2 separate regions of the Homo sapiens genome follow, and region 2 is linked to region 1. A link is a contact called in ENCODE Hi-C or POLR2A ChIA-PET data. All regions are on one chromosome and are shown on one strand. Each heading gives the region's core, a stretch centred on a gene start or an enhancer-like site at or near the end of the contact. The rest is flanking DNA. Distances are from core to core; before and after follow the strand shown.

Region 1 (6,982 bases), core at 3,631-6,130:
GGTCACCTGAGTCATCAGACAGGTTCTTTGGCTCCCAGGCCAAACCCGTGCACACCCACAGCCCAGAGGAAAAGGCTTGGAAGCTGCACAGTCACATGCTTTGGTCCAGTTACCTGGATCTCAATGCCGTAGCCAGGGTAGACATGGATGCTGTAAGTGCAGTCCAGGAGCCCCAGGGTGCGGCTGACGGGGCTCCCCAGATCTGGAGACTCCACATACCCTTCGCCCTCGGAGATGTTGTTATTACACAGAACTGAGGAGATACAAATGGCTGGGATGGAAGGAATGCCTGTGCTTTTGCCCTCCCAGCCAAGCAACTCTGGCCTTCATCTCCCTTCTCCTTAGCACTTCTCATCATCTTTTTGTTTTGTTTGAGACAGGGTCTCGCTCTGTCACCCAGGCTGGAGTGCAGTGGTGCAATCATGGCTCACTGCAGTCTCAAATTCCTGGGCTCAAGTGATCCTCCCTCCTCAGCCTCCCGAGTAGCTGGGCCCACAGGTGCACATCACCATGGTGAGACAATTTTTAAAACTTTTTGTAGAAATGGGGTCTTGCCACATTTCCCAGGCTGGACTCAAACTCCTGGCCTCAAGCGATCCTCCTGCCTTGGCCTCCCAAATCACTGGGATTACAGCTGTGCGCTGCTGTGCCCCCCTCACCATCTTTTATTTTTTTATTTTTATTTTTTTAAGATGGAGTTTTGCTCTTGTTGCCTAGGCTAGAGTGCAATGGCTGGATCTCAGCTCACCACAACCTCCACCTCCCGGGTTCAAGCAATTCTCCTGCCTCAGCCTTCTGAGTAGCTGGGATTACAGGCATGCGCCACCACGCCTGGCTAATTTTGTATTTTTAGTAGAGACAGGGTTTCTCCATGTTGCTCAGGCTGGTCTCGAACTCCCGACCTCAGGTGATCTGCCCGCCTGGCCTCCCAAAGTGCTGGGATTACAGGCTAGAGCCACCATGTCCATCACTATCTTTAAGCAATGCTCCCTCTCCCACCTGAGCCAGAACTCCCTTTCCCAACTGTTATATAGCTGAAACAATTGGAACACTGCCTGGTACATAGTAAGGGTACAGAAATGCTACCTTTGTTATTATTATTCTCCCATCTGTACCCAGGACTCCTTCCACAGTTCCCAGCAGCCTCTCTCCCATCCATCCCCAGCGTGTACCTCTCCGGTCCTCCCACCCCCATCCCCTTGCTGTCGCCTCACCTGGGCTGGTCACCGTAGTGGTAACAGTTGTCGTGGTGATGATGGTGGTCGTCGTCTCCTCCTCTCCTCCCTCAGGCCCAAGGGGAGGCCCTGGGGAGGCAGGGCTGGGTGGGGGTGGGGCTGTGGTTCCTGGGGGCGGGGTCAGCAGTTCTGGCGCAGTGGGGCCTGCCCCCCTGACCCCGTTAGGGGTGACGGCTGTTGTCAGAGGCCCTGTCCCCGGCTCAGTGGCCCGTGGCAGGGAGGGCACTGCGAGAGTCTGGCCGGCCGGAGGGGTGGCTAGCGTGGGGTCCCGATCAGATCCTGGGACAGTGCAGGGAATATCAGAGCACAGGAGGAGCACATGGAGGACCTTGGGTGGGGAGCAGGGCTGAGGGAAGCTAGGGGTTCCCCTGCCATACCACAAAAGCCTCCCGCACAAGGTACAGCACCCCCCACCTTTCCCTTCCCCACCCCAGCCCCTACCTCCTCCCAAGGCTTCCACAGCCTGAGTCCCCCCTCTTTCTCTTCTGGTCCCTTCTCTCCACCCAGCCCCTTCCACCCTGATACTCCTCTCCCTGAGCCTCTCTCTCTGCCTCCTCACTCAGATCACGTTCTCTCTCTGGTTATCTCCTCTCTCCTCTGTCTCATTCTCTCTCGAACTCTTTATTTCCCCATTTCCCTGTTTAGTATTCTGATTGCACTCTGATTTCATGATTCGAGATCCACTAGTTTTTGTGTTTCATTCTCTCTGTCTCTGTCTTCCACCATTTCTCTGAGTCTGGTTCTCTGAATTTCCATCTCTGTTTCTATGTGTCTGTTTTTCTGTCTGACTGTCACCTAATCATTCTGTCTCTGTCTCTCTGGTTCTGTCTGTGCCCAGGTTTGACTTTCTCTGACAGTCTCGTTCTGTGTTCCCTGAATCTCACAGGAATGCAGGCTCTTTCCTCTGCAGTCTCTCTCTGCCTGCTCTTCTCTAGCCTGGCTCCCCATCTCCCTGAGCCCATATCCCTCCCTCTGCCTCTAGGCCACTCCTGCCACTCTGGGGGCCTCACCTGGCAGGTAGCCCATCTCTGGGCCCCTCCTCAGCAGGGCCCCATGAAGCAGTTCAGCCAGGGCCTCAGAGGCCACCGTGGGGGTCTCACTTCCAGGCTCTGGCAATATCTCCTCCTCCTTCAGGGGCAGACCTAGGAGGTGAAGTTGTGTGAGCTTCTCCACTTCCCCACACCCCTTCCTTCTCCAGAGAGATATTTTCTAGAACTCTTCCTCCCTCCTCCATCAGCTGGGCCTGCAGGGGCTCAGATGGTCCCAGGCTCGACTGAGGGCCAAGATCGGAGGAGGGGCTCCCAGCTGCCCTCATACTCCCACTCCCACACCTCTTCTCTCCCCTCCCCTCTCCCTTCTCCCTGGGCTGTGTGGGCCTTCATTGAACACCTTAGCTCTTATGGACCCTGGACAGCGCCAGCAAGGCAGAGGGGTCGCCGGTGCTGCCTTCCCTTTCACCTCAGTGGTGATCTCCCCCCAACCCTGGGGCTCTGCAGAGGATCTGGCCGCACCTCCCAGCCCTTGCTTCCGCAGTGCCTGGCTTTCTCTCTGGGTTTCTGTCTCTGCAGTGTGGCTGTCTTTTCTCTCTCTCTCTCTCTCTCTCTCCCCCCCACCCTCTCTCTCTCTGGTCCTCTGCAGTCTCTGCCTCCTTCCCTGGAGTCTGGCTGGGGGTCAGAGTGGGGGACTGAAAATCTGGTCTTTGAGCCCTGCCTCTGCTCATCTGTCTTTGTCCATTCATCCAAGAACAGTTGTGTGTACAGCGCCTGGCATCTCTCTCAGCACCTCCATCTCCCACCCAGGTCCCTCCATGCTTCTGCCGCCTCCGCAGACATCCCCCCAACTTTCCCAGCCCTCCTTCTTGGATCTAGCCCCTGAGACACTGCTAAAAGCTTCTCTCATTCATTTCTCTGCCTTCTCAATATTGAGGGTTAAGGGGCTTCGGGTTCAAGCCTGAAAGCTCTGGCTTGCCCCTTCCCCATCAGCTGTGCCTCTCCCCTCCCCCATGTGCTCGGAAGACCCAGGATATTAAGAGAAAGGAGGGTGGAGGACCCCGCTGGACGCCTTCCTGGGGCCCACCCCCACAGTCTCATGTCCTTACCCTGGATCCAGGGACAGCTCAGCAGAATTAGGAACAGCAGCTGGGGAGGCGGCGGGTGCTGGGCCCTGGGAGTCCCCATGGCGACTCACCCCGATCTCTCTCCTCTGTGCCTCTCTAAGTAATCTGGCTGCCACCTTTCCTCCGTCTCCGTTTATCTTTCCCTTTAATTGTTTTTTTTTTTTTTTTTTTTTTCCTCGTAGGAGTCAGCAAAGAAAGACAATTTCTCTGCCCCTTGGGATGGAGGGGCAGAATTGGGCTAGGGGTCGCCTGGAGCCCACCCCCCTTTGCTCAGTCTCCTCTGTCCTCTTCTCGCGGCTCTGTGGTGGAGGGGGCGCGGCTCCGGCTGCAGGGGGTGGGGCCGAGAGGGCCGAAGGGGCCGGGTGGCCTGGGTTACCCTCCTGCTCAGGCGCCTGGGTCCACTGGGCTGTCTGGACCCCAAGCTAGGGGACTGGGGAGGAGAAAGACAGCTTCTGGGGGTTTAGGGTGGGGTCGAGGATCGAGGGGGTCTCCACTGGGCTCTAGCGGGGCTTGTCGGGGAGGGGAAGGGGTGGGTTGGGGAACTGGGAGAGCCGAAGCTCGGGCACTGGAGCTGCGGGAGGGAGAAGCTGAGAAAGGTATCGAGCCCACGTCAGATCCTGGGGACGGGCGGAGGGAGGGGCCTGGGATTTATTTGACGGGGAGGGAGGAGGAGGAAGTGCAGATGGAGGAGGGAGGGATCATACGAGCCAGGGCCGTAATCCTCACTCCCGCGGCCCCTAGGGGAGGCAAAGGAAACTCTCTGGTCCCAGCAGTAATTAGCCCCCTCCGCCTGCCATTCCAGCACATCTGGAATCTGAATCTCCTCTTCCCAGGGTGCCGAGGGGCTGCATAGCTTGGTTCGCGCCTGCTAGGCCCCCAATTATGCCCCCTGTTCACATTCAGACCTCCCAAGGGGCTTCCCTTCCCCTTTTACAGTAGCTCGGGTGGAATGGGCTCTCCCTCCTCCAGGGGAATAGAGAGCTTCCACGATTGTGACAAGTCTCGTGGGTGACGGGCCGGGGTTTGGGGAGGAGAGACAGACCCCTCCTCTTCCATAAACCCTGACCCCGGCCAGCTAACAGGCGGCCTCGGCTCTGATTTTCCCTCCGGAGCGCCCTTTTCAGCACCAGCGGCGCGCGGACAGCTCCCCTCGCCCCGCCGGGGCGGGCCCGGCCCGACGCCGCCCGCGATTGGCTGAGGCCGCTTTCGGTGTTTGCCAGGCTCGCGGGCTCCCGGGCTGCCTAGGGCCAGCGGGAGTCACAGGCCGACCGACCGACGGACCAGCCGCCCGACGGACTGGCCTCAGCATCCTTGCCCGCAGTCCCGGGCGCCTGCCCAGCCGTCAGTCCGCGCTCGCCCCGCCCCTCAGGCCCCGCCCCTCAGGCCCCGCCCGATACGACCCGCCCCTTCTTTCGCATTGCGGGACGGCTGGAGGCTGGCACCGTGGCCCCTGCGCCCCACGTGGCGCCCTTTCCGGGCGGGGGGGGTGGGGAGGCACCTCCAGCGACAACTCTCCCCCCTCCCCCGGCACCCGGCTGATTTGCTGTGCCACTGGGAGGGTTCGGGGGTGGCTGAGCTGAGAGGGCTCCGGGAAGGAGTGACGTCAGGGTGAGTGGGAGCCCAGGAAGGAGCGAGTAGGAGAGAGGGAGCGAGAGCCAGGCAGGACCGCAGGGTCGGGGCTAGTGAGGAGCGAGGGCAAGGAGAGAGCAGTGAGGCCGGAGAGAAAGAAGCTGCCGCGGAGGAAGACAGGCTGCGGGTTCCCGGGACTGCAGGTCCAGGCAGGGTAGGAACCGCTGCCCAGGGGAGCTAGGAGGAAGCGGGGAGAGAGAGCGAGCGAAAAGCGGGGGTGGGGAGGAAAGGGGGAGATTGAGGTGGGAGAGAGAAGCAGAGCGAGAGAGAGGAGGCTGCTGGAAGGAGAAAGAAGAGGGTGAGGAGGCGACAGAGGGAGAGGAGGAAGAAGAGGTAGAAGGAGAGAGAAAGGGGAGAGAAAGGAGAGAGGAGGGTTGGAGGTGCATGAAGGAGGGGAGAGGGAGCTTCAGCGTGGAGAGAGGACCGCGGAAGGAGAGAGAGACAGCCCAGAGTGGAATGTGGAAGGGAAACAGTCCAGCGGGGAGCCAGGGGGCAGCCATGGAAGGGACAGGTGGGGAGCTGGGGGGACAGGGGAACTGGGGTCCGGAGGACGCCCCAGGCCTCTTGGCCAGGGCCTCCCTGATCATGCTCCCGTGGCCACTACCCCTGGCCTCCTCGGCCCTCACCTTGCTCTTCGGGGCCCTCACTTCCCTGTTCCTCTGGTACTGCTACCGCCTGGGCTCCCAAGACATGCAGGCCCTAGGGGCTGGGAGCCGAGCTGGGGGTGTTCGTGGTGGGCCTGTGGGATGCTCGGAGGCCGGCGGGCCAAGCCCAGGGGGTCCTGGGGATCCCGGGGAAGGACCTAGGACGGAAGGCCTAGTGAGCCGGCGGCTTCGGGCCTACGCAAGGCGCTACTCCTGGGCTGGGATGGGTAGAGTGAGGCGGGCAGCTCAGGGTGGCCCAGGCCCTGGGAGAGGGCCAGGGGTCCTAGGTATTCAGCGCCCAGGCCTGCTTTTCCTACCAGACCTGCCTTCAGCCCCCTTTGTGCCGCGGGACGCCCAGCGGCACGACGTGGAGCTCCTGGAGAGCAGCTTCCCTGCCATTTTGCGGGACTTCGGGGCTGTGAGCTGGGACTTCTCAGGGACTACCCCTCCGCCTCGGGGCTGGTCCCCACCTCTGGCCCCCGGGTGCTACCAGCTCCTGCTGTACCAAGCAGGCCGGTGCCAACCCAGCAACTGCCGCCGGTGCCCGGGGGCCTATCGGGCACTGAGGGGGCTTCGAAGCTTTATGAGTGCCAACACCTTCGGCAATGCCGGCTTTTCCGTTCTCCTGCCTGGGGCCCGGCTCGAGGGCCGCTGTGGGCCCACCAATGCCCGGGTCAGATGCCATCTGGGTAAGTAGCTGCCGCCTACTGACAACCTCCTTGCCTCGATGATTTCCCCCCCAGACCCTTCTCTCCGCCAGAGCCGTCTGCTGTCTGGTTCTCATTGTGCCTCTCTTCTTCCATGGCTCCCTGTTGCCACCCACAGCAGCATTTCCTCAGCCTCGGTTATCTGCACACCACCTTCATAAGCTTTGCCGTGGTCATTCCCATCTGTACTGCGTTTCTTCACCTTGGCTCTCCCCCCGACCTTTTGTTCTACGTATTTAAAAGAAATATTTATAGCACTATCAGTATTACTTGCCCTAAATAGTACTCATAAAAAGCCTGGACAACACAGTGAGACCTTGTCTCTACAAATAATAAAACAATTAGCCGGGCGCGGTGGCCCATGCCTATGGTCCCAGCTACTGGAGAGGGTGAGGTGGGAGGTTCACTGGAGCTCAGCAGTTTGAGGCTGCAGTGAGCTGAGATTGTGCTACTGCACTCCAGCCTGGGTGACAAGAAAGTACTCATAAACACAAGCTGAAATTTAAAAAAGAAAGCTTTCAACAGTCTAGAACATTCTAGTTAAGTGCTCTAGTCTCTCTGATCCTGAAGCCTACACTTTTTTCTTTTTTGAGGAGTCTCGCTCTGTCGCCCAGGCGAGAGTGCAGTGGCACGATCTTGGCTCACTGCAAG
Region 2 (7,050 bases), core at 895-3,394, 250 kb before region 1:
TCAAGCGATCTGCCTGCCTCTGCCTCCCAAAGTGGTAGGATTACAAGTGTGAGCCACCGTGCCCGGGCCCAAAATGAACTCTTTATCTTCTCCCCCATACCTGCTCCTCCTGCAGCCTTCCCATATCAGAATACAACAATTCTATTCTTACAGTTGGTGTGGCCGAAAACCTTGGTGTTGTCCTCAATCCTCTCTCACACATCCCCAAATCCAATCTGTCAAGAAACCCTGGTGATCACTTGAGCCCAGGAGTTTGAGACCAACCTGGGCAGCATAGCAAGACCCTGTCTCTACAAAAAATACAAAAATCAGCGGCAGGGCGCAGTGGCTTACGCCTGTAATCCCAGCACTTTGGGAGGCTGAGGCAGGCAGATCACAAGGTCAAGAGATCAAGACAATCCTGGCCAACATGGTGAAACCCCGTCTCTACTAAAAATACAAAAATTAGCTGGGCATGGTGGCACGTGCCTGTAGTCTCAGCTACTTGGGAGGCTGAAGCAGGAGAATTGCTTGAACCAGGGAGGCAGAGGTTGCAGTGAGCCAAGATCGTGCCACTACCCTCCAGCCTGGTGACAGAGCAAGACTCTGTATCAAAAAAAAAAAAAAAAAAAAAAAAAAAAGCTGGGCATGATGGCACACACCTGTGGTCCCAGCCACTCAGGAGGCTAAGGTGGGAGGGTCGCTTCAGCCCAGAAGTTGGAGGCCGCAGTGAGCCATAATTGCACCAGTGTACTCCAGTCTGGGCCACAGAATAAAACTCTGTCTCTAGAAAACAGAACAAAACAAAGTTGAAGCTCTCTAAACTCTCCACACTGACTCAGAGTGAAAGTGCTAATAATGACCTAAAGCCGTGCCCTATGGCCCCCTTTCCTCTTGACTTCGCTTTTCATGCACTCTGCTCCAGCCATACTGGCCTCCTTGGGCTTCCCAGAACACGCGAAGCAGGACCCAGGTTAGGGCCTTTGAACTGGCTTTGTTTGTCCGTGGGATTCCCCATGAACATCTCATGGCTGCTCCCTCTCTTCCCTCAAGTCTCCCCTCAGATGTCCCCTTCTCAGAGACATCAGCCTGTAGAAAGGAGCACTTCCTTCCCCCACTTTCCTGCGTGATGTTTCTCCATGATGCCTGCTTCCTACATATGTAGAGTCTGTCTCACTCCGGAGAAGGCTACCTCCAAGAGGACAGGTGACTGGCCCTTGATTTCATTAATTGTCACAATCCTATGCCGGACACATGGTTGGTGTTCAACAAATATTTGCGGAATTAAAGAACAAATTAATAATGTTGTGAGATAAATACTCTGTGCCCATTTTTCTTTACTTTTTAATATATTTTTTAAATCTAGAGAGACAGGGTCTCCCTATGGTCCCCAGGATGGCCTCAAAACTCCTCCTGCCTTGGCCTCCTTGGCTGGGATTACTGGACTACTACTGTGCCACCATGCCTGGCTCTTCTTTTCCTTTTACTATGCCCATTTTAAAGGTGAGGAAAACTGAGACTCAGAAATGTTCCCAAGGGCACACAGTGAGTGGTGGCTGCCTTCAGGTTGGTCTGACTCCAGTGCCCAAGCCTTTCTCAGGAGTGGTGTGTTGCCCATCAGCCATTATATCCATGACATCAACTGGCATAAGATATGTTCTTATATGAAAATTAATTTTAGAAGTGAGTGTCACGAAATATTGACCTTCTCTAAGGAACTAGTTCTTATAGTCAAAAAGGAGGAACTTATGTAAATTTTCCCTTTCAGGGCCAGCCCCAGGAAGTTCAGAGCCTAATGTGGTGTTCATTCTATTAATTTTTTCTTACCCTGGGACTTTTTTCTTTCTTTCATTTATGTTAACCTAATCACCAGCTGCTTCCTGTTCCTTAGGAAATAGCTAAGTCGTACATGACACTTTTGGGGTTCCAGTGTGCCCGGCATGGGTTTTCTTTCATTGGGCAGGCACTAGGTGGGCTTTTCAGCCTGAAGACGCATGTTTCTCATCAGAGTGAGAATGATCTCTGATCATTCTCCTTCTTCCATTTCTTGGGTTCTCTCTTCCTGGCACTCCTATTGGTTAGCTTTTGGGCCTCTTGGATTGCCTGGCTGTGTCTCTGTGGCAAAGACTACTCATTATCCAAAATCCAATGAGCCCTTCTTCCCCAAGAACATGGTGGAACTGCATGTCCCAGCCTCCCTTGCAGTAGGCATGGTCATGTGACTAAGTTTCCACCAATAGAATGTGAGGAGGTGATGTATGTGACTTCTGGTCTTTGGCCTTAGGAAGTAGGCCAGCTTCATACTCTCCATTCCTGCTGGCTGGAGATCCCCACAACAGATTCAAACGTGCAGGTGACAAACGGTGCCCTACCGATGGCAGAAAAGTGATGAGGAAGGGCCCTTGGTCCCTGAGCAATGAGAGAAGCAGAGCTGCCTCCCTAACTACCACCATTTCACTTGAACATGTCTCTTCTTTTGTTTATTTATTTATTTGTTTTTTGCAGACACGTCTCTTCTTTTTTTTTTTTGAGATAGAGTCTCACTCTGTCCCAGGCTGGAGTGCTGTGGCACAATCTCGGCTCACTGCAACCTCTGCCTTCTGGGTTCAAGTGATTCTCCTGCTTCAGCCTCCCAAGTAGCTGGGATTACAGGCATGCGCCACCATGCCTGGCTAATTTTTGTATTTTTAGTAGAGACGGGGTTGGCCAGGATGGTCTCACACTACTGACCTCATGATCCACCCACCTTGGCCTCCCAAAGTGCTGGGATTACAGGTGTGAGCAACTGCGCCCGGCCGACACGTCTCTTCTTTAAGCCGCCACTTATTGGATCTCTATGTTAGAGCGGCAGTCTCATATATTTTCTCTCATATTTTCTTCTCCACCCCTACACCTTCTGGGAGTTCTATTTTCTGGGATAATTAATTAATTAATCAATTTTTGAGATGGGGTCTCACTCTGTCCCAGGCTGGAGTGCAGTGGAGCGATCTTGGCTCACTGCAACCTCTGCCTCCTGGGTTCAAGCTATTCTCCTGCCTCAGCTTCCTGTCTCAAACTCCTGACCTCGTGATCCACCTGCCTTGGCCTCCCAAAGTGCTGGGATTACAGGCGTGAGCCACCGCGCCCAGCTTTATTTATTTTTTAAATTTTTTATTCTTGAGACAGAGTCTCACTCTGTCACCCAGGGTGGAGTGCAGTGGCATAATCTTGGCTCATGGCAACCTCCGCCTCCCGGGTTCAAGCGATTTTCCTGCCTCAGCCTCCCAAGTAGCTGGGATTACAGACGCCTGCCACCACACCTGGCTAATTTTTGTATTTTTAGTAGATGGGGTTTTGCTACGTTGGCCAGGCTGATCTCGAACTCCTGACCTCAGGTGATCCGCCTGCCTTGGTCTCCCAAAGTGCTGGGATTACAGGCATGATCCACCACACCTGGCAGTTTTCTGGGATAATTTATTAACTTTTTATTACAACACTTCCTGTTTGTGTTTGTACAGATGAGGCCTTGCTATATTACCCAGGCTGGTCTTGAACTTCTGGCCTCAAGCCATTCTCCTTGGCCTCCCAAACTGCAGGAATTACAGGAGTGAGCTACTGTGCCCAGCTTCTTTATTCTAATGCTTTTAGTAATTCAGTATCATAGCTTTAATTTCTAAGAATTCAGTCTTTGCTCTATTTATTTATTTATTTGAGATGGAGTCTCACTCTGTCGCCCAGGCTGGAGTGCAGTGGTGTGATCTTGGCTCACTGCAACCTCCTCCTCCTGGGTTCAAGCGATCCTCCTGCCTCAGCTCCCAGAATAGCTGGGACTACAGGTGCCTGCCACCACACCCGGCTAAATTTTTTTTTGTATTTTTAGTAGAGACAGGGTTTCACCTTGTTGGTCAGGCTGGTCTCGAACTCCTGTCCTTAGGTGATCCACCTGCCTCAGCCTCCCAAAGTGCTGGGATTACAGGCGTGAGCCACTGTGCCTGGCCTCTTTCTTTTTTATAACACCCTGTTTTTATTGTAACATAGTGTAGCAATTTTTTTTTTCTTTGAGATGGAGCCTTGCTCTGTCGCCCAGCTGGAGTGCAGTAGTGGATCTCGGTTTAACTGCAACGTCCGCCTCCCGGGCTCAAATGATTCTCCTGCCTCAGCCTCCCGAGTAGCTGGGATTATAGGCACCTGCCACTGTGCCCAGCTAATTTTTGTATTTTTAGTAGAGACAGCGATTCACCATGTTGGCCAGGCTGGTTCGAACCCCTGACCCCAGGTGATCAGCCCACCTCGGCCTCCAAAATGCTGGGATTACAGGTGTGAGCCACTGCACCTGGCCAGCAATATCTTTTTTTTTTTTTTTTTTTTTTTTTTGGGGAAAGAGTCTTGCTCTGTCGCCCAGGCTGGAGTGCAGTGGCGCGATCTCGGCTCACTGCAAGCTCCGCCTCCTGGGTTCATGCCATTCTCCTGCCTCAGCCTCCCGAGTAGCTGGGACTACAGGCGCCCGCCATCACGCCTGGCTAATTTTTTTGTATTTTTAGTAGAGACGGGGTTTCACCATGTTAGCCAGAATGGACTCGATCTTCTGATCTCATGATCCACCTGCCTCTGCCTCCCAAAGTGCTGGGATTACAGGCGTGAGCCACCGTGCCTGGCCCATCTTTTTTTTTTTTTTTAATATGGGGTCTTGCTCTGTCACCCAGGCCAGAGTGCAGTGGCATGAGCACAGCTCACTGCAGCCTCAAATACCCAGGCTCAAGTGATCCTCCCACCTCAGCCTCCAGAGCAGCTGAAATTACAGGCACGTGCTACCACGCCCTGCCCAGCTAATTTTTTTTTGGAAGCAGCACCTTCATTTATTAGGGACTTCGGTGGGGATGGGGAAAGGCGGCCCCCGGGTCAGAGGCGCCGGAAGAAGAGCTTGGAGCCGTGGTCTAACGTGCACTCGCTGGGGCCCAGCTGGCTCCCGCCCAGCTCTTTTTTTTTTTTTTTTTTTTTTTTTTTGAGATGGAGTCTCACTCTGTCGCCCAGACTGGAGTGCAGTGGCGCAATCTTGGCTCACTGCAACCTCTGCCTCCCGGGTTTAAGCGATTCTCCTGCCTCAGCCTCGAGTAGCTGGGATTACAGGCACCCGCCACCACACCTGGATAATTTTTGTGTTTTTAGTAGAGATGAGGTTTCACCATGTTGGCCAGGCTGGTCTCGAACTCCTGACCTCAGGTGATCCACCTGCCTCGGCCTCCCAAAGTGCTGGGATTACAGGCATGAGCTACTGTGCCCAGCCCCGCCCAGCTAATTTTTTAATTTTTTGTAGAGACAGGATCTCACTATGTTGCCAGGGCTGGTTTCAAACTCCTGGTCTCAAGCGATCCTCCCGCTTTGGCCTCCCAAAGTGCTGGGATTACAGGGGTGAGCCTCGTGCCTGGCCTGAAGCAGCATTTTCTCAAATGTCTTTAAAAATACCAGATTTTTTTTTTTCTTTTTCTTTTTTTCTTTTCTTTTCTTTTCTTTTCTTTTCTTTTTTTTTTTAAGACGGAATCTCGCTCTGTCGCCCAGGCGGGAGTGCAATGGCGCGATCTCACTGCAAGCTCACTGCAAGCTCCGCCTCTCGGGTTCATGCCATTCTCCTGCCTCAGCCTCCTGGTAGCTGGGACTACAGGCGCCCGCCACCACGCCCGGCTAATTTTTTTTGTATTTTTAGTAGAGATGGGGTTTCACCATGTTAGCCAGAATGGACTCCATCTCCTAACCTCATGATCCACCTGCCTCTGCCTCCCAAAGTGCTGGGATTACAGGCGTGAGCGATCGCACCCAGCCTCTTTTTCTTTACGTAAATTCTGTTTCCTCCAGGATTACTTTTCTTTTCTTTTTCTTTTTTTTTTAAATTTTTTTGAATGTACTTAGGATGCATTTGGCTACAAATAACTAAACATCCGACTTACAGGAAGCTCACAGAAGGGGGTGGCTGGGATTCAGGGCCCCTTGATCAGGCATTTGCGATGCCTTGGGATCCCATGCTCTTCCTCCCATTCCTCCTCTGCAATCCTGCAATGTTTCCATCCTGGGGCCAGTTCCTCTCAGAGTTACAGGATGTATCCTTAATCATGGCTTGTGGGAGGCAGAAGTTACTGCCCCCGGGTTCTCTTTTAATTAAAAGGAAGAAGCCTTTCTTAGAAGCCTCCCTTCCTTTTATCTTAGTGGCTAGAACTGGGGCATGTACCCTTTCCTAATGCAATCGTGGGCAGAAGGGGAGTGGTTACTTTAGACTGGTCAGACTTTGCTGGAGCTGAAGAAGGAAGGGGTCAGTGCCCAGGATGTGTATGCTGGTGGGCACCTGAACAAACTGGGGTACTTTTAGGAAAGAAGGAGGCAGAATGGATGATGGGGTTGGTTTATCTTGGTGCTTTCCTTTCATGTTGCAGGGTTTCTTTGAATGTTGTTGATATTTCTTCCAGGCGTGACGGCTCATGCCTGTAATCCCAGCAGTTTGGGAGGCCGAGGTGGGTGGAATCTCTTGCGCTCAGGAGTTCCAGACCAGCCTGGGCAATATAGGGAGACCTCTGTCTCTACAAAAATTAGCCAGGCGTAGCGGTGTGCACCTCCCAGTTTTGCTGGGAGGATTACTTGAGCCCAGGAAGTTGAGTTGAGGCTGTAGTGAGCTGTGGTCTCACCACTGTATTCCAGCCTGGGTGACAGAGTAAAACCCTGTCTCAAAAAAAAAAAAAAAAAAAAGGTTGATATTTCTTTCAAGTCCCATCATACTTCAGAGTGAGCCAATAAGAGGCTGACTGGGGCTTTTGGTACCAGAGTAGAGCTTTCCAACTTGAGGGTTGGACTTTCATATCAAGTGTGAGAATAAACTAAAGACCTATTTAGGTGCAAGATTACTTTGGGCACGGTGGCTCACGCCTGTAATCCCAGCACTTTGGGAGGCTGAGGGGTGACGATCACCTGAGGTCAGTAGTTCGAGACCAGCCTGGCCAACATGGCGAGACCCCGTCTCTACTAAAAATACAAAAATTAGCCAGGCATGGTGGCGCCTGCCTGTAATCCCACCTACTAGGGAGGCTGAGGCAGGAGGATCGCTTGAAC

The links. Hi-C counts contacts between places; a loop is a spot of excess contacts on that map. ChIA-PET counts read pairs that join two places held with the same protein, here RNA polymerase II (POLR2A). Pooled maps may share reads with other maps.
Region 2: a pooled map shows a loop between it and region 1 (2.2-fold over the local background). The contact joins the enhancer-like site here to the promoter of ASPHD1 in region 1. A Hi-C loop is called at or near these places in 1 of 50 pooled maps. POLR2A ChIA-PET finds 5 or more read pairs at or near these places in 4 of 52 experiments (AG04449, WTC11, activated CD4-positive, alpha-beta T cell and 1 more).

Annotation. Positions count from the first base shown.
Region 1 is chr16:29,895,608-29,902,589 of GRCh38, forward strand. ASPHD1 (aspartate beta-hydroxylase domain containing 1) reads left to right here and starts at 4,881. Exons shown (of 3, transcript NM_181718.4): 1 at 4,881-6,313. The coding sequence starts at 5,365. SEZ6L2 (seizure related 6 homolog like 2) reads right to left here and starts at 3,943. Exons shown (of 18, transcript NM_001243332.2): 1 at 3,334-3,943; 2 at 2,246-2,377; 3 at 1,215-1,514; 4 at 114-253. The coding sequence starts at 3,412. RefSeq lists enhancers at 3,841-4,135, 5,902-6,606 and a silencer at 4,499-4,928.
Region 2 is chr16:29,643,672-29,650,721 of GRCh38, forward strand. No RefSeq gene overlaps it. Among named protein-coding and RNA genes, the nearest start is that of SPN, 16 kb to the right of the region's middle. RefSeq lists enhancers at 910-1,179, 2,077-2,371. Within about 2 kb of position 2,145, at least 5 of the 41 ENCODE cell types and tissues checked have a DNase peak (open chromatin) inside an H3K27ac peak, as active enhancers do.